Linked DNA regions of Homo sapiens: region 2 is linked to region 1. Evidence: read pairs that join two places in POLR2A ChIA-PET (ENCODE). Cell type or tissue: endothelial cell of umbilical vein. All regions are shown on one strand.

Region 1 (2,500 bases):
AACTGTTGGGATTACAGGTGTGAGCCACAGCACCTTGCCCATGGAAACAGTTATTTTCATTTAGTAAAATGGAAGGAATTCAAAGTCACAAAAAGTCTTGTTATGTAAAAAATTAAAGCAGCAATTCTAAACCTGCACACATAATCAACTGCTGCTGCTTTGCTTTCTTCCAAAGAGTCTCTGCAAATTGGTATTCTCTTCCACTTTCTTTGGGAAAATATCAAATATTCTTCAAGAGATGCCTGCCATATTCATACTGTATTGCATAGAAGCAGTCTATTTTTCTTGTTCATACATGCTACTTGGCCTTCACAGCCTGCTCTCGTTCAAGCCATGGAAAAGTAAACATTCCTTTTTTCAGAGTGACTTGCTGACAAGATTCCAAACACACTAACTGGACTATTACACAAACTCCCTGAATTTGCTCCAGTCCTAGGGAAAAGTTCTCTGCTCTGAAATACGGGCTTCCTATTCCTGAATCTTGTGCCAACAGGACCCCCCGCTTTAGAGTACTTACACTGCAGCTTCTTCAAGAATATCGAGCAATATGAGAAATGTGAACACCCCAACTTTCTTTCAGGTGGGTTCATACATTTCAACATCACATTCAATGCATCAATAGTGCTGATGTGATTGTATTCAAATTACACTTTTCTAGGTTGAAGATAAATTTTACTTCATGGAAAATATGCATTAACAAAATAAAGAACAAATTATCTTCAATATTTAAGTTAAATCAATCATAGCAAACAGAACAGTAACCTGAGAGGAAAGAAAATGGGTGACTTAGAAGAATACACTTACTTGTCCACATATTTTCTCTTGCTAGAATAATAAACAGTGCCCCAATAATAGAAATAAAGGTTCCAAAACTTGGCTTTTTATGACGCTTGAAATAAGCAGACTATTGCTAAGTACTGCTTAGGAAAATTCCATACACAGAGTTCCTGATTCCTAAATCAGGAACAGTGACAACCACCATTTTTATCTCTGGAATCCAGACAGCCATGATTATCTGACAATACCGTTTCCTGCGGCAAGTGACTCTGGGCTCAGGATTCCTGTCAACACAGCATTCCAGAGAGTCAGTATCAACTGGTTAGAGGTGGCATCTGAGATGAAAACAGATTGACATCCCTGTCCTAATTACTGGAAATTTACTTCCAACAAAAGCTTGTTTTCTTTTAAAGATGACTTTGAAGGATAAAACAAACAAACAAACAAAAACTCACCAATAAGCTTGTTTTCCTTGACAAAACATCGAAACTCAGCCCCAGGAATCAATTCACACCATTTTCGGAGAACGAGCTGTAAACAAAAGAAAAAATATTTAATATAACACACCTATGTGGTAAGGTCTACTAGGCAATTTTAGGTCAACACTGTATCTTAATGATTGCCATTATCAAATGGTTTTAAAAAAAGAGGCATATGACATTCTTGGCCGGGCATGATGGCACATGCCTGTCAGCTACTCAGAAGGCTGAGGCAGGAGAATCACTTGAACCCGGGAGGTGGAGGTTGCAGAGAGCCAAGATCACGCCATTGCACTTCAGCCTGGGAAACAAGAGCAAAACTCCATCTCAAAAAAAAAAAAAAAAAAAATTCTTCACATGAGATGTAGGGAATAGAGTTGTGATCTATTATTCTGATAACCACAGGAAAATTGTGCTAAAATTCTATGACAAAATGCATCCTTGTCACATAACTGCCATTTTGAGAGTTCTGACATACAAGCACACCACCAAGAATGTAGTCACAACTTTTCACCACAGTGCCATACGTTCATTCATATGTTCTGCACCCCTTGAGGAATATCAAATAATAAAGTAATTCCAGCCAGGTGCGGAGGCTCACGCCTATAACCCCAGCACTTTCGGAGACTGAGGCGGGCGATCACCTGAGGTCAGGAGTTCAAGATCAGCCTGGCCAACATGGTAAAACCCCGTCTCTACTAAAAGTACAAAAAAATGAGCCAGGCATGGTGGCGGGTGCCTGTAATCCCAGCTACTCAGGAGGCAGAGGTTGTAGAGAGCCCAGATCGCGCCATTGCGCTCCAACATGTGAAACCTCCTCTACTAAAAACACAAAAAATTAGCCAGGTGTGGTGGCAGGCACCTGTAGCCCCAGCTACTAAGGAGGCTGAGGCAGGAGAATCGCTTGAACCCAGGAAGCGGAGGTTGCAGTGAGCCGAGATTGCGCCACACTGCACTCCAGCCTGGGCGACAGAGCAAAACTCCATCTAAAAAATAAAATAAAATAAAATATAGTAAAATAAAATAATATAATTCTAAAGTTGTCTACCTTAAGTACCATGAGGTAATGCTTACTTTGATATAATTATTATTGAGGTTTGTCACAATGAATCACCAAAATAACTCTCTCACTATTTTCTCAATATTTTAGTCGATCAATTCTACCCTTGGCCTAAATCACAAATGGGTCTTATTACTGTAATTAATAATTATTTAATAGATATAAACTCTCATATACTAATAAG
Region 2 (2,500 bases), 440 kb before region 1:
GAAATAGCAATTAGACAGGTAATAATATTAAGGTGCTGAGCATCCCCTGTTGTATCTCAGTGCCCACGATGCTGTTTCCTAGGAAACTAAAACTTTCCGAGGCACAAACATTGTAAAATACAGTCCTCCAAAATGTTGTGTTTTAGATCCTCCTCATATATTTAGAAGCTAAAGACTTTCTTAGCTCTTTAGTCAAACAAAAACAAAATAAAAACAAAAACTCTTTCCACTTTCTCACTGACCCAGACAGAAAAGATGGGGGCCAGGAGCAGTGGCTCACATATCCCAACACTTTGGGAGACTGGGAGGATTGCTTGAGGTCAGGGGTTTGAGATCAGCCTGGACAACACAGCAAGACCCATCTCTACAAAAGTAAAAGTAATTAGCCAGGCATGGTGGCACATGCCTGCAGTCCCAGCTACTCAGGATGCTAAGGTGGAAGAATCGCTTGAGCCCAGGAGTTGGAGGCTGCAGTGATATATGATCACGCCAGTGCCCTCCAGCCTGGGTGACAGAGAGAGAGCCCAACTACTGAAAAAAAAATTTAATAAAAAAAGAAAAACAGATGGATTCTCAGGAGCGTAAACCACTGAGCCTTGCCAAACAAAAACAAAAAATACAACAACCAAAAATAATACAGGCTACAAAATCCTCAAACCAAACCACAGACTTTCCCAGTAGTGTTAATTCTGATATATCCAGGGCTTTCTGTCATTGCTTTTTTCTTTTTATACTCATTTGGATAACTAATGGAGGCAAAAAGGGAATAAGAGAGGCTAATTTGAATTTTCAAAATGTCTAACACAAAATATTTTAAGACATATTATTATGCTATTAAAATACACCTAATACTTAGAACTAAACTATCAAAGTTTTACCAAATAGGATTCCTTCAGGGACTAACTAGAATTAATGTAAATTTCAGACGACATGATTATTGAGATAGAAAATGGTAAGAAATCCACAAAACAACACTGGAACTAGTAAGTGAGTTTAGCAAGATCAGAGGCTAATGCACAAAAATCAATTATATTTTTATATGCTAGCAGCAGCAAGCAACTGGAAAAATGAAATAAAGATCCATTGAAAATAGAATAAAAAATATTTCAGAATAAATTGAACAAGTATATGAAGACCTACATCCTGAAAACTATAAAATGTCACTGAGAGCAATAAAAAACCTAAATAAAATGAAAACACTTACGTTTATTAATCAAAAGGCTACATGTTTTAAGCTGTCAATTGTCCTCAAATTGGTAAACAGATTCAACGTAAGCTCAAACAAAATTCCCACAAGCATTAAAAAAGGCAGCCGGGCACGGTGGCTCACACCTATAATCTTAGCACTTTGGGAGGCCGAGACAGGAGGATTGCCTGAGCTCAGGCATTCGAGACCAGCCTGGGCAAGATGGTGAAACCAAACCTGTACTCAACTATAGAAAATGACCTGGGCACCTGTAATCCCAGCTACTCAGGAGGCTGAGGCACAAGAATTGCTTGAACCCGGGAGGCGGAAGTTGCAGTGAGCCAATATCGTGCCACTGCATCAGAGCCTGGACAATAAAGCAAAACTCTGACTAAAAAAAAAAAAAAAAAAAGGCAAGCCTATTCTAAAACTTACATGAAAATACAAATACTCTAGAATAGCCAAAGCTATTTTAAGGAAAAAACAAATAAATAAAAAAACTAAAGTTGGAGAACTTACAACAAATGATGCTGAAAACTGGATAGCCCTATGACAAAAATGAATATTGTCATTACTTCATACTATATATATAAAATTAACCTGAAATTGATCATGAAATATACCTAGGTAGAAAAGCTGACCCGGCACAGTGGCTCACGTCTGTAATCCCAGCACCTTGGGAGGCTGAGGTGGGTGGATCACTTGAGGTCAGGAGTTCAGGACCAGCCTGGCCAACATGGTGAAACCCTGTCTCTACGAAAAATACAAAAAAATTATCTAGGCGTGGTGGTGCATGCCTGTAATCCCAGCTACTTGGGAAGCTGAGGCAGGAGACTCACTTGAACCCGGGAGGCAGAGGTTGCAGTGAGCCGAGATTGCACCACTGTACTCAGGCCTCGGCGACAGAGTGAGACACCATCTCAAAAAAAGAAGGCAAAAGCTAAAATTATGTAACGTCCAGAGGAAAACATTATTTGCATAGGTAAAGACTTTTAACACAGGACACAAAAAGCACAAGCCATTAAAAAAAATGAACATCATCCCCACTAAAACTTTCCTTATTCAAAAGGTACCATTAAGAATTAGGTGACAGTGGCCCGGCGAGGTGGCTCACGCTTGTAATCCCAGCATTTTGGGAGGCCGCGGCAGGCAGATCACGAGGTCAGGAGATCAAGACCATCCTGGCCAACATGGTGAAACCCCATCTCTACTAAAAATACAAAAAATTAGCCAGGCGTGGTGGCGGGTGCCTGTAGTCCCAGCTACTCGGGAGGCTGGGGCAGGAGAATGGCATGAACCGGAGAGGCACAGCTT

The links. Peaks named below come from ENCODE experiments on the same cell type or tissue, not always from the same donor. Only the 100,000 strongest peaks of a DNase experiment are listed, where the experiment ranks them.
Region 2: POLR2A ChIA-PET joins it to region 1 with 5 read pairs; 2 of 35 experiments call an interaction of 5 or more read pairs at or near these places.

Annotation. Positions count from the first base shown.
Region 1 is chr10:12,233,856-12,236,355 of GRCh38, reverse strand. It overlaps CDC123 (cell division cycle 123), which reads right to left. Exons shown (of 13, transcript NM_006023.3): 8 at 1,233-1,308. Among named protein-coding and RNA genes, the nearest start is that of CDC123, 39 kb to the right of the region's middle. In endothelial cell of umbilical vein, no CTCF peak of the experiment used is centred here; a DNase peak (open chromatin) is centred at 985; H3K27ac peaks cover 895 bases.
Region 2 is chr10:12,671,995-12,674,494 of GRCh38, reverse strand. The region is part of intron 3 of CAMK1D (calcium/calmodulin dependent protein kinase ID); the gene reads right to left. Among named protein-coding and RNA genes, the nearest start is that of MIR4481, 20 kb to the right of the region's middle. In endothelial cell of umbilical vein, no CTCF peak of the experiment used is centred here; no DNase peak of the experiment used is centred here.